3 separate regions of the Mus musculus genome follow, and regions 2 and 3 are each linked to region 1. A link is a loop called in an ENCODE intact Hi-C map of the cell type or tissue named here. Cell type or tissue: left cerebral cortex. All regions are shown on one strand. Region 1 overlaps Ccr5 (chemokine (C-C motif) receptor 5). Region 2 has its middle 16 kb from the start of Ccr3. Region 3 holds the start of Ccr1l1 (chemokine (C-C motif) receptor 1-like 1).

Region 1 (8,000 bases):
AGAGAGAGAGAGAGAGAAGGAAGGAGAAAGAGAGAGAGAGAGAGAGAGAGAAGGAAGGAGAGAGAGAGAGAGAGAGAGAGAGAGAGAGAGAGAGAGAGAGAGAGAGACATCTTATTAGTTACCAAGGAGTGACAAGCAACATATGTCAGTTAAGGTTTCATACTGCCCAAATTCAAAGTAAGTTACTTCCTGGTAGTGTGGTTTTTATATTAACATTCATTTTCTCTATACTTGGGGAGTGTTTTATCCAGAAAAACATAAACAGTATATTTCTTGCCTCAAGCAGTTAACTCAAGCGTTTAGCAAATGCATATGTCATACCATAGAACAGTAATTAGCACCCACTACTCATTCTTTCTGGCATTTGTGTGAACTCTAGGATTTATGGATAAATGCCTAGAAGCAGCATCTTCTATAGAGATCTTAAGCCCATGAATTAGAGAGGACCTGACTCAGTTTCACAGATTAATTCACCCCACATTGATATGGAAAGCAACATTTTATTTGATCAAATGCATCTTTGGTGAATTTCAAGCCATCTGATGATGGGAAAATTAAATGTAGAAGTCTATGCCTCAAAGACCCACTAAGTTATAAAACAATAATTGTGGTAGGCCAACAATTGCTTTAACCTTTATTAAGCATTGTCTTTTATTTATTCATAGGCTCTTGCAGGATGGATTTTCAAGGGTCAGTTCCGACCTATAGCTATGACATCGATTATGGTATGTCAGCACCCTGCCAAAAAATCAATGTGAAACAAATTGCGGCTCAGCTCCTGCCCCCACTCTACTCCCTGGTATTCATCTTTGGTTTTGTGGGTAACATGATGGTCTTCCTCATCTTGATAAGCTGCAAAAAGCTGAAGAGCGTGACTGATATCTACCTGCTCAACCTGGCCATCTCTGACCTGCTCTTCCTGCTCACACTACCATTCTGGGCTCACTATGCTGCAAATGAGTGGGTCTTTGGGAACATAATGTGTAAAGTATTCACAGGGCTCTATCACATTGGTTATTTTGGTGGAATCTTCTTCATTATCCTCCTGACAATTGATAGGTACTTGGCTATTGTCCATGCTGTGTTTGCTTTAAAAGTCAGAACGGTCAACTTTGGGGTGATAACAAGTGTAGTCACTTGGGCGGTGGCTGTGTTTGCCTCTCTCCCAGAAATAATCTTTACCAGATCTCAGAAAGAAGGTTTTCATTATACATGCAGTCCTCATTTTCCACACACTCAGTATCATTTCTGGAAGAGTTTCCAAACATTAAAGATGGTCATCTTGAGCCTGATCCTGCCTCTACTTGTCATGGTCATCTGCTACTCAGGAATTCTCCACACCCTGTTTCGCTGTAGGAATGAGAAGAAGAGGCACAGGGCTGTGAGGCTCATCTTTGCCATCATGATTGTCTACTTTCTCTTCTGGACTCCCTACAACATTGTCCTCCTCCTGACCACCTTCCAGGAATTCTTTGGACTGAATAACTGCAGTAGTTCTAATAGACTAGACCAGGCCATGCAGGCAACAGAGACTCTTGGAATGACACACTGCTGCCTAAACCCTGTCATCTATGCCTTTGTTGGAGAGAAGTTCCGGAGTTATCTCTCAGTGTTCTTCCGAAAACACATGGTCAAACGCTTTTGCAAACGGTGTTCAATTTTCCAGCAAGACAATCCTGATCGTGCAAGCTCAGTCTATACCCGATCCACAGGAGAACATGAAGTTTCTACTGGTTTATGACCTGGTTGACTTTTGTGTATCACGTAGTTTTTCTATGCAGCTTGGGAGTAGGAATGGTTCTTTTAAAAAAAGAAATTAGTATCATAGAGGGCCCAAGATACATGCATCTTTTTGATATTTATTTTTAGATAGATTGGGTCTTTTAAAACTGAATGGGGAGGTTGGGGTGGAGGAGCAGGGAGAACGAGTCTTTTATCAGGGCCGGGAAATATGCACAAAGAGACTTGAGGCAGGTGCCATGACCCATATGCAAAGGGACGGACACAGGGCCGATGCTGTGGCCTAGAGATGACGTGTCTCACCGCTGGGTTCCTGAAAGGCGGCTGTAAATATGCCTGATTGCCATAAAGTCGCTTCTTGCTGTCTATGGATGTGCCTGACTGCCAACAGGGAAGAACCACTTCTGCCTATAAAACGTAGAGTCAGCAGAACTTGGGGTAAATCGGAGTTAGAGGTGCATAAGAACCCCTAGGCTTAGTTAGGTTGAAATACCCATTGAGGAAACAGCAAATACAAAGGAAGAATAAAGAGTTTAGCCGGGAAGGTAGTCTCATTTTACAGCCGGAATATAATGTTATCTCAGGCTAGCATTTTGTTCCTGCCTTCAGACCTAAATCCTACCACACCGGGACTGTGAAACACCTGGATTATGAATCATGAGCCTGAGGTCTAGGAATAATAATAACGTTTGTGATTTTAGATGAGGGCTGTTTCCATAGTTTGAAGCCAGAACTTTATCATCTTGAGCAGAAGCTCCAAGAGATGAGGAAAGAGCACCAATTTTTCTCTAATTTACTTAGCAGTCATCATCTCTGGAAGATTCATTTTAGAAACAAGTTGTTGTGCCCCTCAGAAGCCATGAGAGTATAACGACTGCTCTCTGTGTTCCAGGCTGAGTATGAGGACTTCAGTCACACTTTCCAGATGGCTTCTCCACACAAACAATGCTAAGTTTGGCCATTTCAGAGGTTTAGGATTTTTTGTTGTTTTTGCAGTTGATATTTTGAATTTTAGAGCAGTTGAGATCTTCCTAGTGAAGGCTAGAGGAGGAAAGAAAGGGGTTAGAATCTCTCAGGAGATTAAAGTTTCTGCCTAACAAGAGGTGTTACTGGTTTTTCTCAAGCTCCGATTGTGAAACCAGAGGCCTGGGACTGTCAGCAGGAAGTGAGCATTTGCTTTTTTCTTCCTTGTGATCCACATTCCTCCCCCACTCTGTTGCTCAGACTGGCGTCAAGCTCACGATCCTCCTGCTTACATCTCAAGTTCTGAGATTACAAGTATATGTGAACATATCCAGCGGTTATTTTATTCATTAGCATATAGAAAGTTATACGTTCTTTGAAGATAATGAGTCTTATAAAAAGTGCTTTGTAAAAAAAATTGCATTTTATACTTTCAATCAAGTGTACATTTAGTGAGTAGTACGTAAAATTATGAGAGTATTTTGTAAGTAGTTGTTTTGGAGAACGCCCCCAATAATACTTGTTTAAATATAGCGTTCTTGGATTAAGTGGGTGGTGGTGATGATAATATTTCCTTGAAAGTATTTTTAGCCGTTAACTTTCTTCCTTAAACAATTTTTCATAATAATTTGTTCTTAAAGATGTTATGTCCAAGCATGCAGTTTCGGAGCAGTGTTGCTTTGAAAGAGTGTAAATTTTAAATTGTGCTTACTCTCAATCAAAAGAGTTTTAACATATTTACGAATTTATTTCAGAAGTCAAGAATCTGGTTGAAAATAAAGATATGCAACTTTATGGTCTGGTATTTGAGTGGGAGTCAGAGAGGGTGAGGCCTTTCTCTCTCTCTCTCTCTCTCTCTCTCTCTCTCTCTCTCAAGTGTGTTAATAATTTCAGTAATGGAAATTCTATAACACTGGGATTTCTGTGCACATGTTTCTTGTCCAGAGAGAGGATAGATCCTCCAAGGAGAGTCTGGAACAATGCTGATTTTCAGTCTGCTACAGCCCCAGCTTCCAAAGAGGGTGTGCAAAGATGTTCGGGCTATTAATGCTCCTAATGAAAGAGACAAACGAGCAGGAAGTAAAATGGGCTCTGAGTGGTTTAGTAACTTCTCACCAGATTCAAAGGGTTGCTTTTCATCTCTTAGATTTGAAGGTAGAAAGTGTTAAAGAAGAGTGGAAGGCAGCTGGGCTTAGGAGAAAGGAGTCAGGGGAAGGGAGCCCTCTATCTGCTATGATAAAGCCAGCTTTTGTGGGGATGAGGGAAAGTGTGTTAATAACTTATCTTGTGGCTGTGACAAAATATCTGACAAAGGCAGCTTAAAGAAGAAAGTTTTACGGTTGTTGGTAGTTTGATGGAATACATTCTACCGTGGTGTGTTAGGAGTGTGAGCTTGGTGGTAATGTCACATCTACATCCAGGAAGCAAAGAATTGAATGCTGGTGTCAGCTCTCTTTCTCCTCTTTATTCAGTCCAATTCCCCAGTCCATAAAATGGTGTTGTTCATATTCAGGGTGGGTCTTCTCTCCTTGGCTAATCCTTTGTGGAAACATCCTCATAGGTACAGACAGAAATGTTTATCCTAGGTAGTTCTAAATCCAGTAAAGCAATCAATCAATACTAACCACTACAAAAGCTCTCTCTCTCTCTCTCTCTCCCTCTCTCTCTCTCTCTTTCTCTCTCTCCCTTTTTTTATGGCTGATGTACACACTCCTTCTTACCTTGCCATATGTTAGATGAATTTACAAAGAAAAACCACTTGAGGTATTGTATAACTATGTATATATTTTCTTTCATAATTTAAAAAATACTTTAATGTTCCATTTGGCTCCATATTGTTACTTTTTCGATGAATTATAATTTCTGTGTTATTATAATTCTGTAATACCTCAAGAGCTTATTTTGTTTTAAAAATAGGGGATTTTGTTTGTCTATTTTGAGAGTTTCTTCTGTAGTCCAGGCTGCCCTGGAACTTCCTCTGTAGATCAGGCTGGCCTCAAATATGAAATATGCCCGCCTCTGCTTCCAAATTGCTTGGATTAAAGGTGTGCACTACCATTACCTGGCTCAAAGATGAGTTTTAAAGCATACATAGTGAAAAATAACCCCTTTTCCTGATTGAGCCAAGCTATCAAAACTGCAAATAACCTAGGCTATATTGATTCTATACTGCCCTCCAGTGGCCAACTAGCAAATAACAAAGATGTTTGGCAACCAGCATGGACCACATCATACAAATAAGGAGTATGGCTTCACTGAATTTTTTACTGTTTGTGTCTTTAATTCCAGTGTGGACAGAGGCATATCCAGAGCAGCTCAGGGTATTTGACACACAGCTCTTTCTCACTGCTTCTGAAGAACAGGAAGAGCCCCAGTTGAGGATACAAGTTGACACTTTGAAATAATGGTTTCAGGTGGATCTGCAGAATGCTGGAGCCCAGACCTTGAAAAGGCTCGGGAAATTACTTATAAACAGGTATTTTCACATGCATGAAGTGCCCCAGACTCTCCTTGCATTTCACTCTAACCCTGCATATCCCAAGTGTTTGCAGTGTTCCAATATAGTTGAAAGGCAGGTGGCTTTCTTTGATTCTTTTTATTCTCTTTTCTTCATTACCATTATTATTCCATCCACACGGATGAAACATTCTTACAAAACTATACACCTTTAAAATGGAAAAGCTGTTGAGGATCACTCAGTCCAGGTGCCTCTCTCTGTAGGTGAAAAGCAGAGTCTACTCCACACTCTCAAAGAGGGTTTCAGAGGACTCAAGAATTAGCAAGTTTTGACAGTGTTTTCCAATCTCAGTGTGCAGTCGGTGATAAGCCATTGAACGAGTGGGTGGGGAGAGGGTCTGATACCACTTACAATCATGCCTAGATAAATTCAGGAGATGAGTTTACAATTAATGAAGGCTACATTCTAGTCCTGGCTTCATCTTAGCTACACTTTGAAATGACACGGGAAGTTGACACCAAGTCTCACTACAATTCTACACTGAACAACTCTCTTTAATCAACCCACATGTACCTGTGTTTCTAACTCTTAGGAATTCCCCAGGTGGTTCTCAAAATAGCCAAGTTTGAGACACTGGTAGTGAAAACTGGGTTGAAGTCTGTCATACTGGATATGATGTTTGGAATCTGAGCTTTGTCACACAGTGTGAGGGTTTGGAGAATGAAGAAGATCATGACCTGGTCAGGCAAGGTTAATTCGGAAAAAGTTGAAAAGTTAGCATTCAGAGAGTAACTTTTAGATGGCCTGGCACCTAATTTAAATGTGTGCACATATATGCATGAAACAAAGCTTGGCTTGCATTAGTTACTTTTGTGTCTCTGTGACCATAGTACTCAGCTAAAACAACTGAAGGAAAGAGTTTACTTTGGCTCATAGCTTTAGTTCATTATGGGGAAGTCATAGCATTGTATCAAAGTACATGGGTATGTATACCAGAGACTGTTCATGTTACAGACGTCCAGAAAGCAGAGTCCAGAAGCAGGGGCAAGCTATAACTTTCAAAGGATCATCCCTAGTGCCTTCAAGCCAGCCAGACTTCACCTCCTAAAGAATCTATGGGCTTACCAATAGTGCCAGTCTGGACATATTTTGCTATACACAAAACATGACCCTGTGAGGGATATTTCTGAAAGACAGATATAAGTTGCTCTTTTTGTTTTGAGTCAAGACAACATCCCCTCTTGAAACTAAGTATCACTGAACATAATGCAGCTAAGTTTAAAAATAAAAACATCGTGGAAATGCTTCAGGATAGTCTATATTTACCAGAAAATTCTACCAGGATTTTTCTACTTACATTTATTTCCATTATCTTAGATTACTCAAAAAATATCCTATAAAGAAGTTATAATGTTTTCTCAATATATAATCAAATCAATCATCTGTTAATGGGACAGCTCAGTCTTTCCTGCATGGTAAAAACCAAACTCTGGGATGAGAAGGTAAGAACTTAAAATTCATATTGGCCTGAATATCATGTTGAAGCAGTGGGAGCTTAGGAAGTAATCTGAGTTCTTATAGCCTTTTGTTCCTTTTGGTAATTTGAAGACTACTAATATCAGCAGACAGGGATGTTTTGGATAGAAAATATCTATACTAGGCTGCACAATAGAATTTTCCTAACATCATGCTTTCTTTCTATATCTTCTAATATGGTAGCATATTACATGAATGTAGAATGTGGCTAATGTGGGTTATATATTATTTTTAATTTTAATGTGGCCAGGATTATTATATTGAATATTCCAAGTCTGGTGTGCATAAAATAGTATAGTTTGACTTGTGTTTAGTCATTACAGTATTGAGCTAACTATGAAAGCATACTATTTTTAAGCCTTGACTTTTTTCTCTGTAATTGAGTATAATAATATCTATCTATCTATCTCATAGTTTTGATTAGAGGGTAACTAAGATATTGCATGATAAGACCTTAAGATAGTGTCACCTAGTTCACAGACATCCTTGTAAATATTTGCTATTGTAAAAATTTTCTGAGAATGTCTATTTTTTTTTATCTTGAAGCAAATAAGGCACATAAGACACTAAATGACTCTGTGTAAACTGACTTATGGTGTAGCTCAATGAGATCATTAGCCTTTAGAGTGAGGTTTCAATCATCTACCAGTTATAACCATGCAAGGACATACACTTTAGAATCTAATATTAGTATCCAATTCAATAACTTTCAGGCATACTCAAGATATGTAGAATTTATTGTTTTTGTTCTGTGCTCCCTAATTTTATTTCTTCCTTATTTAACCCACTGTTGATTCTCCTAGAGTAGTTATTCTCAATGAGAGGATGGTAATACCCTCAGGGGGTATCCAGAAATTTCTAGAGACATTTTGGTAGCTGAACTGAGAGACTTGTTACTAATAGGATCTCACAGATGAAGTCAAGGATGCTATTTAACATTCTACAATATACACCATAATTCATTTTGTAAAAGTTTTTATCATTCTGACAAAGTGCATGAGCAAAACAACTTTAAGGAGGAAAGATTTATTTTGGTTCAGAGATTCAGAAGTTAGTCCATCATGGCAGAAAGATAGTGTTAGAGCAGAACAGCTAACATCATGGTGCTCGGAAAACAGAGAAAAATTGGCTACTTTGGTTGTTTTTCTCTTTTCCCCCTTTTATTCTATCTAGGCTTTTAACCTGTAAATGGTGCTACTACTTTCAGGACAGATCTTCCCCCTTTAGATAAGTCTCTCTATAAACACCTTCACAGACTTACCTAGAGAAGAGCTTTATTGTGTTCTTCTAGGTACTTCTCAAT
Region 2 (8,000 bases), 90 kb before region 1:
TTCTTGTATACAGAGCTCCTTCTAATACTCCTCCTTTTAAGCCATTCAATCCAGTATCTCAAAGTATATATTTTCCCATATTCCTGCTATCTTCTTGTAAACTCTCCTCAAATTGCCAAATTTGAGTATGTCAATTGTTTTCTGCAGGGAATCTTGGTGGCACAAAGGAGACAACATTAAGCATAGGAAGGAAATTGGTCATAAAAGAAAAAATATAAGTGTGAAGTTAAATGTTCAGGGAAGACTTCCTAGAGGGTCACATCTTAAAGTCAGGATGCTCAACCTTGTGGAAAACAGAGTATGCATTATGCAGAGGAAAGAAAGGAGTAGACAAGGAGAATTCAGAGAGAAATGGTTAGCATAAAACAGAGCAGATGAGCTAGTTGTCGGAGAGGTCTAGAAACAAGGGCAATCTCTGATAGTCTATTACCTTGTGGCCATGGGGTATGGCCCTGACTTATCACAAAGGCTGTGGCATCACTAGGCCTTCCAAATATCCAGGACCTGTTTGATTCAATGGTAATGATTCCATCTTGCTCTAAAGTAGGCCAATTAAAAGAATTGTTGTGGAGATCATGCAAGTCTCGTCCAAATGCTGGTCATACCAGCTGGGTATGAAAGACCAGGAGTTCCTTGAAGTAATCAGGATAGGGATAATATTTTTTTATTTATACTTTATTCTTTTATAGTTGATAAAATGATAAGAAGTTATCTCAAAGAGAAGTAATTGATTGGATGGCAAAAATAATACACAAATGTCTCATGAGATGATATGGAACATAAATGGATGTGTATTGTGGTAATTCAGGGTCAAGAAATTTCAGGAAGTGGCAGACAGCATTTGGGTGCTGATGGCAGAAGGACTTGTGAGTGGAGTCAACTCCGTGAGGCCCTTAAAGCAAATAGGCAGCTCTATAGCTATCTGGTCAAGTTCCATGTCTATCTAGAGGACTCTGAAAGAGAGTGAACACATAGAAAGGGAAGGAGCTACAACTTTCAACAGTTTAACAGATAAAGAAAATATCTTTTATATGCACAGTGGAGTTTACTTTGGTTAAAAAGTAGAATGGCATTTTATTATTTGCAGGAAAATGGATGGAGCACCATGTTAAGTAAAACATGTTTAAGGTAAACAAAAATCCCATGTTTTCTCTCACATGAAGAGTCTAGATTCAAATATAATATATTATATAAATATATATACATATAGAACATGAAAATAGTCTGGAAACTATGACAGGGAAGGAATAAGTTTAAAGGAAGGAGAAAGGGGAGAACAAGAGAAGGTAATGAAATAAAGACAAAATATTGCATGTTTTCTCTTACACAAAATATTGATTTTACACATACATACTCTCGCTGTGTGTCTTTCTGTGTCTCTGTCTCTCTCTGTCTCTCTGTCTCTGTCTCTGTCTCTCTTTCTCTCTCTCTCTCTCTCTCTCTCTCTGTGTGTGTGTGTGTGTGTGTGTGTGTGTGTGTGTGTGTGTCAAGAGCAGGATTACTGGGTGGATGGAGGACGAGGGAGGGCAGAGACCAGCAAAAGTGAGATGCAATGTTATATATGTATGATAGTCTCACAATCAAACCCATTCCTTTGTATTTTAGCTAAAAATAACATTAAAAAGATACAACTACAAATTTGAGAGCTACCTGGATGCCAGGTGTAATTTATAGTAATTGCAAAGGATGTAGGAGATCATTTGATTGGTCTCAGAGCTGTCGTTCTTGAGAGGCAAGTAACAGTTTTGATGGAACTTTACACTGTTTTAAACTGAATCTGACTTTGAGCTCACCTTATTTATTTTTCACCAGACTTCAAGTGTAGTGTGAAAATGGATGTCCTTACACTAGGTAACATTCCTACACTGGCTTTAGTATAGAGATTATTGTTAGGAGAGAAAGGATTAGGAGGGGGGTCTTTGAAAGACAATGTAGGAAATAATCCACTACTTTTTCCTGTGAGGAAAACAAAACATCAGTGTCTTGCTACAGACAAGAAAGACACAGGTACATTGATTCCCGCCATACTTCCAATTAATTGTCAAATGTGGCTGTTAAGGCAAGCACGTCAAAATAAGACAAAAGAACTGATCTGATGATTCTTATTCTTAGAGAACAGTGGATAGTGCAACTGGATCCAATGGTGACTTAACTGTATGCTTGTTTACATTGCTTTTCTTGATGCAGTAGATCATTATAGTTGTCTTTGCTGCATACATATTAATCTAAATGAGTGCTGGCAAACTTTCTTTCTAACATGTCAGACAGTAAACATTTCAGAATTTCAAGCCAGGCTGTTTCTGTTATTATTACTGAACTCTGTGATTATGATGAGAAAGAAACTGTAGATGAGGTATTAGTGAAGGGGGATGTACCCTCATAAAGGGCCCTATGAGGCTGGAGTTTGTTGACCTTTAATCAGGAAATTCTTTTAATCGTTTGTTTGTTTGTTTTGTTGAATTTTATGCATTGGGTATTTGTAGAAGGCCATCTGAAGAAGTAGCTTGCTTTGTACTACTGGGGCAGATTTTTCTTGTTTTTCTTTTCCTTTTCTTTTTTATCCTCCCTCCCTCCCTTCCTCCCTCCCTCCCTCCCTCCCTCCCTCCCTCTCTCCCTCTCTCCCTCTCTTCCTTCCTTCCTTCCTTCCTTCCTTCCTTCCTTCCTCCTCCTTCCCTCTCTCCCTCCCTTCCTCCCTCCCTCTCTTCCTTTCTCCTCTCTCTCTCCATTCCTTCCTTTCCATCTGTAATTTCACTGAATTCAGGGCCTTGTACATGCTATGCAATTTTTCTATTATCAGGCTACATCCACAGCGCTGGAGAGCATGTTGCTGTCTTGTGACAGGACTAAGATATTACTAGATGACTTGCTCCGTTCTGGTCTGCAGGGACCTCACTATCACAACTTCTACTGGGATACTGCAATGGGTCATACTGTCATCAGAACTGTACTGACTGAATTTGAGTAGTAGGAGTAACAAAAATCCTGAATGTGGTGATACATATCTGACAATGACAAATAAACCCAGAGGAAATACCAGCCTCCTGTTTTAGGGAAGAGCATAAAGTTTGATGATCTAGGGCCTTAGAAGACAATCTCTTCAAAGCTAAGGACTGGAGGAGGTGGAGATGGGATAGTACAGGTAATCTATGGCTGCATAACAATGTGTACGCAAACTAGCTTAAAACAACTGTACTTATTTGATTTCCTTTCCATTTTTGAGGGCTGCACCAGAGAAGGGCTATGAATGATAATCTATAAGAGGTGAACAAAGACAAAAAGCATGGCTCTTGGGGTAGGCAAGAAGGAGTCTATCCCCAGGCTGATCGTTCTTGTGAGCTGAGGATGGCAGGATACTGGGATCAAGATAAAGCTGGTATGAATGGTTTGTCATGGTGCCTTCATAAAGCTTTATGGATTTTATTCTGTGTGTACCATTTTCCTCTATGAGTCTGTGGTGTTCGACTGCTTATGGGACAAGTGGAACTGTGTCACCAGACAAAAACTTAGTAAGGTTGAGTGGATTAAGAAACCCCAGTACCCCTCATACCTAAGGATGGTAGGAGTTTCATCTACTCCTGACCAGGTCCCTGTCCTGGAACACATGACCATGACACCCCATGGAGAGGACTATAATAATCAGTCATATGGGGCAGCACTCAAAGCTCCTACACTTGCAGATGAGGCATCCCCAACATCTCAGACCAAGCCAATAGAAAGCATCTGCCTTTAGACCCCACCACAGAACAAAAAATATATAAGACCCTAAAGAATAAAGCATACACGATGTATTTCATCAAAGACCTTCTGAGAGTGTTTGTCATATAGAGCTGCAATACTTTGGGGAAGAGAAATTCTCTCCCTTGTCACTGGAACCTGCTCGAGCACCACAGTCACTTCCCACTCAGGGGCCCAGTCGTTGACCCCAGCTGTCTGCTGTGGTTGCAGAAGAGACTTGGCAGCTTGCCCAGATGGACTCCTCCTTCCCTTTTGAGAGCACAGCTCTTTAGCCGCTCTGACCAGGCCAGAGTCCCATAAATCTTCACATAGTGTCCAGTACACAGACAGATCAGCAACTGCTCCATTTTTTTGTTTTTTGTTTTTGTAAGGTAAGTCAGTTCATAATAAACAACTGGATGTTATGGTAATCTGGTAGCTCATACATAGTCAAACAGTTTCCCTGGAGTATAGTAACAACCCAAGAATTCTTTCTTGTAGAAGGGAGCAGAGCATTATTCCACCTGGAGGCATGCAATGGAATCTGAAGCTAGGATCTGGTATTGGACCCACGTCTTAACTATTGTGCAATATTGTCATTTTTAGAAGCATGTCCACTGGGAGATAAGAAAAAAAATTAGTGGTCATAAAATTAGGTGGTTTAAAATATTTGACTAAGAGGCTTAAAAATATTAAAAATAGTTTTGGCAAGAATGTTATCACAAAGCAATAGGAGGAGCAATTCAGAGGAAGTTTCCGGAAGTAGTCAAGGGTCTTTATAATGAACAGGCTCCAGATGCCTAGCAAGATAAATGAACATAGAGAAGGCTCCCTCAGAACTGATAAAAGTTGTTAAAAAAAAAAGGACAAAAATTAGGAGACATAAACAGAGGCATATTGTTGGATTTTCAACAGCACTTTGGATAGTAAAGGATGGTGTCCAGTCTGTGTTTCTGTTAGAGCCAAATTATTAGAAATTTTATGGACAGAATGTGGACAAATTTAGAAACGTAAGGATTTAAAATTTTACCTTTAGTTTACATTTTCTCCAGATGAGACAAAATACACACTTCAGCAGAACAGGGTTCTTTTTTGTTGTTGTTACTGTTGTTATTATTTTGTTTTTCCACACAGAAGCATGGCAAAGGGGCATCTAAGATCTCTGAGCAACCAGCCAGAGAAAACAAGAAACTGGGAATTTTGAGTATTTTGAAAGGTTATTATTTGGTCCATGACAGATTAAACTGAAGAAATTTAGAAAATCTGCAGCAAATATGAAAGTAGAAGCTAATTAAATGTGGGAAAAAGTTCACCATTAATGAACATGAAACAGTAAGTCAAAGGAGCTTGATATTTATGTAATTGCAATAGCGTGAACTAAACGTAGTGATTAACCAGAAACCGTCAAATAACAGTATTGAGAGGATGTGGGGAAGGGTAGGAAGTGTGATGAGTTTAACGCTAAGCTCGTAACTGGCAGGAAGTCAGTAAGTACTGGTTAAAATGAACTTCACTATCACCACATTTGGCAAGCACCATCTTATTCTAGAATAATCATTCTCCTATCTATGCATACAAAATTTTATATATAAATAAAACATAGGATTTATATTTTTCATAATTATTAAAGTCTTCTTTTAATTCTGTAAAGAATGTAGATTTATTATATGGCTTCACCTAAGTTGTTTAAATTTTTTATTTATTTCTTTGGTAATTGAAGACATAAACACATCCAGCAGCAATAAGTAAATATAAAACAATATTTTTCCTTGTGGCTTTATAAAATACTCTCAGTGTTCTTTGTCTCTCCTCCTTCTCTATTGACCTCCCTTTCTACTCGCAAGATGGATCCCTCTCTTCTTTATTTCATTTCCTACCTAATGTCATCTATATTTTTAAATTTCACTTCAACCCTTCTCTCTCTTCGCGTGTGCGTGTGCGTGTGTGTAATATAAATTAAGTCACATGGGCTTAAGAAATGAGCAACAATCATTTCTTGTTGCTCAGGGTACTCCAGGTAACCCAACTGACTTCCAAATCAAAATAGATCAGTGATAAATGTTTGCCTTGGTTGCCTTGCCTCTCAGTAATGCCGCTATTGTTTAAGACACTGCACACTTAAGACCAGTGGTGGCGCTCGCCTTTAATCCCAGCACCTGGGAGGCAGAGGCAGGTGGATTTCTGAGTTCGAGACCAGCTTGGTCTACAGAGTGAGTTCCAGGACAGCCAGGGCTACACAGAGAAACCCTGTCTCGAGGAAAAAAAAAAAAAAAGACCCTCAGTTCAAATGACTCAAGCTGGATTAGACCTGCAAACCTTTGGGGTTTCCTGAGGTCTAACTTCCATGGTTCCAGATAAAAGCAGTGGACAGAGAGGAGAGTGACTGCCTACAGGAGTGGGCAGGTGGAGAACAGTTGTCTTTTTTTTTCCTCTAATGTCTTTCTTTTCTTTCCTTCCTTCCTTCCTTCCTTCCTTCCTTCCTTCCTTCCTTCCTTCCTTCCTTCCTTCCTTCCTTCCTTCCTTCCTCTCTCTCTCTTTCTCTCTCTCTCCCTCCCTCTCTCTCTCTTTCTTTCAGATATTTTCTTTATTTACTTTCAAATATTATCCCCTTTCCAGGTCCCCTCCCCCTGAAACCTCTTATCCCTTCTCCCCTCCCTGTTTCTCTGAGGGTGTTCCCCCACCCACCCACCCCCTCCCACCTCCCTGCCCTCGAATCTCCCTAGACTGGGGCATCAAACCTTCACAGGACCAAGGGCCTCTCCTCCCACTGATGCTGGACAAGACCATTCTCTGCTACATATACAGCTGGAGCCATGGGTCCCTCCATGTGTACTTCTTGGTTGGTTGTTTAGTCCATGGGAGCTGGGGGTGGGGGCAGCTGGTTCATTGATATTATTGTTCTTCCTGTGGGATTGCAAACCCCTTCAGCTCCTTCAGGCCTTTCTCTAACTCCTCCATTGGGGAGCCCATTGGAGACCCCATGCTCAGTTCAATGTCTTAATTAAGCAGCATTAACATTTTTATAAAGATTAGCTTTAAAATGTTATGTTATCAGACCAGAGAAAGGGAAATAAAAGTAGGAGAGAATGATATTACAAGTGGAATTCTGTACTGTATACAGCACCCTGGAAGTTAAAAGACGAGCAAACTAGAACAAAGAACAAGCCCTGTTCAGTGTATTGGCCAAAGCACTATTAGGTTATTAAAACAATACTTAATTATAGGACAGTTCACTACACAGGTGAGACAAATACCGAATGGTCCAATTCTGGATGATCACAGCTCTCTGCTGTGATGAGATGGTTTGCTTGTATTTTACCTTTAATGTCATGTTTAAGACACAATCACTCCTCTACATTTCCTGTGGTCACTCTTTGGCAAGTAAACAGTGCTAAGGAGTCGCCGGTTTCCAGATGAGGTTGGTTGGGAGTTAGGTTTGGTGTTTCCTGTATCATCTGAGGTATGTGATCATGGTGAGGCTGTCACCAGGTTATTATACTTTATCACTTGTGATCATCACTTGTGATCATCAGCTAAGTTTGCAGCTTCTCTGTTCTTCAGCTCCTGGAATTAAAGATAGCATCATTTGTGAGGATGCAACCTTATTGGGCATTGCTTGAAGATTTCAGGGTATTTTTAGAGGTATTTTTGTACATGTTATGGAACCATGTCCAACTGCTGTCCTCTCCACTGGGATCCAGTAAGCCTCACACGGAGGAGGCTCAAAGATGCCCAGCCTAGATTCCTGCCTGTCCTAGGACTTCTCCACAACTCTTTTCACTCACAGAGCTGGCCTTGCTGCCTTTTCTTAGGAGTGGGCAAGAGCTTATGAAGAGATGTGTATTCTCCATCTATCCTCTAGGTTCTGAGAAGCATGTCATTGCTTTTTAGCAAATCTGGAAATATCTTACAAGGTGCATCTCTGGCCTGTTTTCCTTTCTGGCTTTCTATTTTAGATTTATTATTATTATTATTATTGCTATTATTATTATATGTAAGTACAGTGTAGCTATCTTTAGATATACCAGAAGAGGACATCAGATTCCATTACAGATGGTTGTAAGCCATGTGGTTGCTGGGATTTGAACTCAGGACCTTTGGAAGAGCAGTCAGTGCTCTTAACCACTGAGCCATCTCACCAGACCCCTTTCTGGCTTTAATTCCCTGCCCTTTACTTTTGCTATCTGAGGATTATAGACCCTGATGGATTCTGGGATAAGCCTCAATTGCATATGCCTTCTTGGGAACCCAACCCATTTCTTTTCTTTTCTTTTCCTTTCTTTCTT
Region 3 (8,000 bases), 140 kb before region 1:
GGTCCTTTGTACCCCAAGCTCAAGATTCAGACAGTCTAGTGTACGTACCTGAAAATTATCTGTGATATACCTGGATCCTGCTGTAGCTGGTGTCTGCTTCCCTTTATCTCAAGTATGTCACGTCTCTGAAGTGTGTGTGTCCTCCAGACATGAGCAATATGAATCAGACAAAGCCAGGAGCTAGTGTTAATCCAGGTGACGTTGTGGTTCAACAGTGTCATTGTCACCTGGGGGCTAGCTGGACATATGGGCTGCTGGGTCCAACCCCTCTCATGGGGAGGAGCTGTCTTAAGAATCTCACTAAGTGACCCTAAAAATTCCACCAGAGAACTCCTAAACCTGATAAACAGCTTCGGTGAAGTAGATGGATATAAAATTAACTCAAACAAGTCAATGGCCTTTCTCTACACAAAGAATAAACAGGCTGAGAAAGAAATTAGGGAAACAACACCCTGCTCAATAGTCACAAATAATATAAAATATCTCGGTGTGACTCTAACTAAGGAAGTGAAAGATCTGTATGACAAGAACTTCAAGTCCTTTAAGAAAGAAATTAAAGAAGATCTCAGAAGATGGAAAGATCTCCCATGCTCATGGATTGGCAGGATCAACATTGTAAAAATGGCTATCTTGCCAAAAGCAATCTACAGATTCAATGCAATCCCCATCAAAATTCCAACTCAATTCTTCAACGAATTAGAAGGAGCAATTTGCAAATTCATCTGGAATAACAAAAAACCTAGGATGGCAAAAACTCTTCTCAAGGATAAAAGAACCTCTGGTGGAATCACCATGCCTGACCTAAAGCTTTACTACAGAGCAATTGTGATAAAAACTGCATGGTACTGGTATAGAGACAGACAAGTAGACCAATGGAATAGAATTGAAGACCCAGAAATGAACCCACACACCTATGGTCACTTGATCTTTGACAAGGGAGCTAAAACCATCCAGTGGAAGAAAGACAGCATTTTCAACAAATGGTGCTGGCACAACTGGTTGTTATCATGTAGAAGATTGCGAATTGATCCATTCCTATCTCCTTGTACTAAGGTCAAATCTAAGTGGATCAAGGAACTTCACATAAAACCAGAGACACTGAAACTTATAGAGGAGAAAGTGGGGAAAAGCCTCGAAGATATGGGCACAGGGGAAAAATTCCTGAACAGAACAGCAATGGCTTGTGCTGTAAGATCGAGAATCGATAAATGGGACCTAATGAAACTCCAAAGTTTCTGCAAGGCAAAAGACACCGTCAATAAGACAAAAAGGCCACCAACAGATTGGGAAAGGATCTTTACCTATCCTAAATCAGATAGGGGACTAATATCCAACATATATAAAGAACTCAAGAAGGTGGACTCCAGAAAACCAAATAACCCCATTAAAAAATGGGGCTCAGAACTGAACAGAGAATTCTCACCTGAGGAATACCGAATGGCTGAGAAGCACCTGAAAAAATGTTCAACATCCTTAATCATCAGGGAAATGCAAATCAAAACAACCCTGAGATTCCACCTCACACCAGTCAGAATGGCTAAGATCAAAAATTCAGGTGACAGCAGATGCTGGCGTGGATGTGGAGAAAGATGAACACTCCTCCATTGTTGGTGGGATTGCAAGCTTGCACAACCACTCTGGAAATCAGTCTGGCGGTTCCTCAGAAAATTGGACATAGTACTACCGGAGGATCCAGCAATACCTCTCCTGGGCATATATCCAGAAGATGCCCCAACTGGTAAGAAGGACACATGCTCCACTATGTTCATAGCAGCCTTATTTATAATAGCCAGAAGCTGGAAAGAACCCAGATGCTCCTCAACAGAGGAATGGATACAGAAAATGTGGTGCATCTACACAATGGAGTACTACTCAGCTATTAAAAAGAATGAATTTATGAAATTCTTAGCCAAATGGATAGACCTGGAGGGCATCATCCTGAGTGAGGTAACCCAATCACAAAAGAACTCACACAATATGTACTCACTGATAAGTGGATATTAGTCCAAAACCTACGATACCCAAGATATAAGATACAATTTCCTAAACACATGAAACTCAAGAAAAATGAAGACTGAAGTGTGGACACTATGCCCCTCCTTAGAATTGGGAACAAAACACCCATGGAAGGAGTTACAAAGTTTGGAGCTGAAACGAAAGGATGGACCATGTAGAGACTGCCTTATCCAGGGATATACCCCATAATAAGCTTCCAAACGCTGACACCATTGCATACACTAGCAAGATTTTATTGAAAGGACCCAGATGTAGCTGTCTCTTGTGAGACTATGCCGGGGCCTAGCAAACACAGAAGTGGATGCTCACAGTCAGCTAATGGATGGATCACAGGGCCCCCAATGGAGGAGCTAGAGAAAGTAGCCAAGGAGCTAAAGGGATCTGCAACCCTATAGGTGGAACAACATTATGAACTAACCAGTACCCCGGAGCTCTTGACTCTAGCTGCATATGTATCAAAAGATGGCCTAGTCGGCCATCACTGGAAAGAGAGGCCCATTGGACACTCAAACTTTATATGCCCCGGTACAGGGCCAAAAAGTGGGAGTGGGTGGGTAGGGGAGTGGGGGTGGGTGGGTATGGGGGACTTTTGGTATAGCATTGGAAATGTAAATGAGCTAAATACCTAATAAAAAACGGAAAAGAAAAAAAAAAGAATCTCACTAAGTGCTTTGTTTTATGCTAGACATTGAGAACCTCATCAGACTTTTGCTCTTGAGTGATGCCAGTCAGAAACACAGACTGTCCTATAGGCTACTGAATGGAAGTTTGCACTTTCACCTGATTCCCTGTGGACTGGTCTACACACTGCTGTGCGAATGTATCATGGTCTAGTGAGACATAAGTCTGCATAGAGTTCAAGAGTCACCTAGGAGAGATGGCTGGAGTCAAAAATCACATTGTAAAGATGTATTTGCTCAGGGTCTAGTAAGACATGCTGGGGTCAGTCAGATGATCTGGGGGTAGGAGATGGCCACAGACTCTGAATAGGGTATCAGGTATAGCCAAGTATGAGTGTTTATTAATAATTTATTATTGGGTGGGATACCTAAGGATGGGCCCACTATGCTGTCCAGATAGATAGCCACTTCTAGGGCCTATTCTGAGAATTACTAGGGGCCACTGGAGTCCTGGAGTCAGTTCTGACTCCTGAGTAGTGTGTGTGTGTGTGTGGGGGGGGGGGGCGGGGGTTCATGCATGCAGGAAATGGCACGCCTCCCTTTTGCTGGCGAAAGTGGAACTAAAGTTTCCTGCCTCAGGGGATATTTGATTATATCTATGATGCAGTGGGTATATACTTTGTTCCAAAAATTATATTTATAGGAATTTATCTCCTTTTGTTTGTTTGTTTCTCAAGACAGGCTTTCCCTGTGTAACACCCTGGCTGTCCTGCAAGTTACTCAGCAGATCAGGTTAGACTCAAGCTCACAGAGATCTGTGTGCCTCTGCCTGTGCTGGAATCAAATGCTTGTACCACAACCACCTAGCTTCTAGGGATCTAGCTTACAAATTACAGGTTATAAGGAAGTGATGTTTGCTGGCAGTGTGTAAGCGTTGGGTAATTTTACTGGAAACACTATACAACCTTATATCCAGACGCAAAATAAAATAAAAGGCTAGAAGAGTATACAAACACAGTGGGATTCTTCAGTGGGTTTCTGTGTATGTTCCCTCCTTGAGGTATTTCTGGTATCTCTGGAAGAAAAGTCAGTAAACTGCTAATACTTATGGTTTTTGATGAGTAGAATCTAGTACCTGGGAAAGAGAGAGATAAATAATTATTATTTTGTACTATTTGCTTCTGGAAACAAGTTAACTATTACCTAACTCCAGTTCTTAAAATGTGTTCAAAGGATCCTTGGGGGTTCTCAAAACCAAAGCACCCCAGTTTCCTTCCTATTCCAATTATGCATCTGTATAAAATTAGTTTTTATTCATGAACTTCAGCCAAATCAACATCATAAGAGATCTACTGGAGAAGCAGCAGTGAGAAGCCAGTTGACTTCTACTGTGCCAAGCAGTGTAGAATTTGCAAAAATGCAATTTCTAATTTGCAATGCCATTCTGTTCACTAAAAGTCTTTTATTTTGTGAAATATAATTATTGTCACTTCTGTTACATGTAAGTTTTTGTATTATTTTAAGAGAATTAATATTTTTTCTGACCCTCATTTTTCTCATCTATGACTATTAACAAAATAACCCACAGGCTGGAGATATGGCTCAGCAGTTAAGAGCACTTGTTCTTGCAGAGGACCCAGCGTTAATTCCCCACACCCATATGGTGGCTCATAACTGCCTGTAACTTTACTTTCAAGCTTCTGTGGACTGTTGCATGCATGTGAGCCACAAAATCTCATGTATATGCTCATAATACACATAAAAATAAATTAATAAATTAAAGAAAATAACTCGTATAAAGCACTTAGCATGCACTTTAAATAAAACCCAAATCTAAATCTTGAGGTACCTTTGTCAGTCTTTGGTGGTATTAAGTTGACAGTTTGATATTGGCCAAAGAGTGTACCAAGGTGGCTGGAAGTAAATAAATGGTATTGAGGAGATGACTTAGTGGGTAAGAGCACCTAGATTCTCTGAAACAAGAGGATTTCTGGCTGTTATCCTTGCTTCAGGTTAAATGAGAGAACCAGACTCAAGAGAATAGGCAGAGAGTGAAAAAGCAAGATACCCACATCATTATCTGACCTCTGTGTACACAAGTGCCTTTACTTTCTCTCTCTCTCTCTCTCTCTCTCTCTCTCTCTCTCTCTCTCTCTCTCTCTCTCTCTCTCTCTCTGTTCTTTCTTTTTTGGCCCTCCTAGAGAAAGCCAGTCTTACACTGATTGCAGTACACTCCTACAGAATTCCTCCAGGTACTGCCTATGCCTATGACTAACTCAAGAGTTCTTACAGATGCCAGCCATATGGCTGTGGGTAGTTTTCTTTATCACTTTCTTGAGTCTCATTTTTCCTACAGGGACCATGATAGTTCCTCCTTAGATTTGTTGGGGAAATTAAATGTAGTTTAATACATATGCCTTGCACATAAAGGTGTTCACTGAATGGGAGTTATGCATCTGTTTGTTTCCTCACCCAAAGCCTCAGTGAAACCTGTAAGTATCTGATAAGTGCCTTCTATGTGAAAGCAGCCAAGAAATTCGCATGCTGAAAAGAGGAAGGAGAGAGTATCTCAAGGAAGTGCTCTAGAAATATCTCCTCTTTTTCAGTTCAAGTTAACACTTTGTGGTGCTTCATGCCAAGCTTTAAAACTCTTGATTCTATACTGATCCTTGTACTAGCTAATATGCCATACTTTGGTATATCATGTCATCTGCATTATGTCTTTCTTTCCCAATGTATTATAAACTTCTTTCCATTTGGGCCTATTCCTAATCCTTTATCATGCATTTTCTATAATTCCCAGCATGGAGCAGAATGTATGTATGAAAAAGAGAGAAAGGATGAATGTGTAGGTGAGACAGAGAAAGACAGGGAGAGGCAGAGGGGGAGGGAGAGGGAGGAGAGGGAGAGGGAGAGGGAGGAGAGGGAGGAGAGGGAGGAGAGGGAGGAGAGGGAGGAGAGGGAGGAGAGGGAGGAGAGGGAGGAGAGGGAGGAGAGGGAGGAGAGGGAGGAGAGGGAGGAGAGGGAGGAGAGGGAGGAGAGGGAGGAGAGGGAGGAGAGGGAGGAGAGGGAGGAGAGGGAGAGGGAGAGGGAGAGGGAGAGGGAGAGGGAGAGGGAGAGGGAGAGGGAGAGAGAAGGAGAGGGAGAGGGAGAGGGAGAGGGAGAGGGAGAGAAACTGTAGGAGGAGGAGGGCAGGAACTGAAGTTGATACCTAGAAGGAATGGTGCTTACTAGCTTATTCCCCATGGCTTACTTAGCCTGTTTTCTTATACAACCCAAGATAATCTGCCCAGAGGTAGTATTGTGCACAGTGAGTTGGGCCCTCCCACATCCATTATTAAGACAATACTCCACAGATTGGTCTTCAAGTCAAACTTTTGGAGGTATTGTTTTTTGGTGTTTTTTTGTTTTTTTTTTGTTTTTAATTAAGATTCTCTTTTCTCAGATATGTCTAGGTTTCTGTTAACAAAATTAACCAGCACAAAAACATTCTTCTGAGAAAGAAAGGATACTTTAATCCTTTTATACACTTGGCTGGTTGGCCAGGGCAATGTGCTGAGCCTGAGGCACAGGCAGATGGTGGATGACTTGAGTAAGGTTCAGACCCTTAACAGTAGAGGTATTTTCAAATAAAATCACATTATGTTCTGTGAATTTTGATGTGAGCAAACAGCTGATACCCAGATTGGGCTCTGAAGATGGACCAAAGAAATTATTCTGTTTCCATTCTACTCTAGAGGACCAGAGAGTTGACTGGGTTACTGACTTACAGGAGCGTGGGTAGCTCTTAGGAAGCCACACATCAAAATCCTTTCTTAGCATGGGTGATAACTCACAAAACTTTCTTCCTAGAGTTTTCTTCACACTTAGCCAACAGGCTGGTCAGAGAGTGTTTTCTTCCCAGAAATTGTCACCATGTACTTAAGCCTGAGGAGGGCCCAGTGAAGCGTTTAACTTTTGAGAGATTCCTGAGATTGTAAGTTTTATTTTCTCTCTAAGTTTTATGAACCTCTCTCAAGGAAAGTGTTTCAGTTTGGAGGAAATAGCTAAACAACAGATCAGCACCAGGTTAGATGGGATTAGGAGTATCAAGGACTGGTGTGTCTATGGCCAGGAATAGGTCAAAGATATCTTTTCTGACAAAAGATTTATATAGAAAATATACTAAATCTTCTACAAGACAGTAAAGAAATCTTCAGATACTGTAAAGTTTTTTAATAAGCAAAAGTTTTGATTAGGTTCTACATAAAATTGTATATTCAGGGCTGGTGAGATGGCTCAGTGGGTAAGAGCACCCGACTGCTCTTCCGAAGGTCTGAAGTTCAAATCCCAGCAACCACATGGTGGCTCACAACCACCCGTAATGAGATCTGATGCCCTCTTCTGGTGTGTCTGAAGATAGCTACAGTGTACTTACATATAATAAATAAATAAATAAATAAATAAATCTTTTAAAAAAATTGTATATTCAAATAACCAATGTGTATATGAATAGTACTCAAAATATCATTAGTCATCCAAGAAATACAAAATTAAAATTACATTGAGAAGGTAGTGTGTACCCTGAGAAAGCCCAAGATAGGCTCAAAAATATTTTAATAACTTTATTTACAAAGTCTTGAACTAATGTGCAAAACTAATAATAAAACCACACAAAAGCAAACCCTTATAGTAGACAATATGAAGTGCTGATAAATTTTTGGAGCAACCAGAACTCTTACACATTGTTGGTACATGTATAAATTGATAGAACTACTTAGATAATTGCAAAGCTAAATACATGCCATTTCCATGACCAGGAAAATCTACTCAAGGTAAACAGATGCATACAAACCCAAGATAGGCTCAAAAATATTTTAATAACTTTATTTACAAAGTCTTGAACTAGAAATGTCAAATTCCTATTGCTGTGGCTTGGATATGATTCAGATGTGCCTCTCTTCCATAGTTCTACTTGCTGAAATATAATCTTTATTGTGAGGAATTACTAGAGTAGTAGCAATATGGGTATAATATTTAGAATTGAGGTCATTGGGTGGTTATTAAGAATAGTTAAAAAAATTAAGAAGACCTAATAATTGAATAGTGACTTAGTAAGAGGAAGAGAGGCCAAAAAAGACATAGCTGCAAAAGCACTTTCAAGTGTGAAACCAAACAGGAGCCACATTGTTGTTAAGGAGCCATAATGTTATACATTGCTATTATGCTTCCACACCTTACAAGAATTCGTTTCTATTTCCTAAACCTACTGTATCATGCAAATCATGCACATGGCTGAACTTGTAACCCCATGAAGTGTGCCCACCCCATTGCCTTGCTAAGCTCCTGACACCTGTGCTGACTCCCCTTCCCCAGGATGGATTC

The links. Peaks named below come from ENCODE experiments on the same cell type or tissue, not always from the same donor. Only the 100,000 strongest peaks of a DNase experiment are listed, where the experiment ranks them.
Region 2: it touches region 1 in a loop (2.2-fold over the local background); 9 of 42 quality-filtered maps call a loop at or near these places.
Region 3: it touches region 1 in a loop (4-fold over the local background); 9 of 42 quality-filtered maps call a loop at or near these places.

Annotation. Positions count from the first base shown.
Region 1 is chr9:124,123,686-124,131,685 of GRCm38, forward strand. Ccr5 (chemokine (C-C motif) receptor 5) reads left to right here. Exons shown (of 2, transcript NM_009917.5): 2 at 666-3,498. The coding sequence starts at 677. The coding sequence ends at 1,741. Among named protein-coding and RNA genes, the nearest start is that of Ccr5, 6.1 kb to the left of the region's middle. In left cerebral cortex, CTCF peaks have their summits at 3,933 and 4,877 (motif pointing left); DNase peaks (open chromatin) are centred at 2,914 and 4,885; H3K27ac peaks cover 256 bases.
Region 2 is chr9:124,034,001-124,042,000 of GRCm38, forward strand. No RefSeq gene overlaps it. Among named protein-coding and RNA genes, the nearest start is that of Ccr3, 16 kb to the left of the region's middle. In left cerebral cortex, no CTCF peak of the experiment used is centred here; a DNase peak (open chromatin) is centred at 3,944.
Region 3 is chr9:123,986,556-123,994,555 of GRCm38, forward strand. Ccr1l1 (chemokine (C-C motif) receptor 1-like 1) reads right to left here and starts at 160. Exons shown (of 2, transcript NM_007718.4): 1 at 49-160. In left cerebral cortex, no CTCF peak of the experiment used is centred here; a DNase peak (open chromatin) is centred at 4,990; H3K27ac peaks cover 1,436 bases.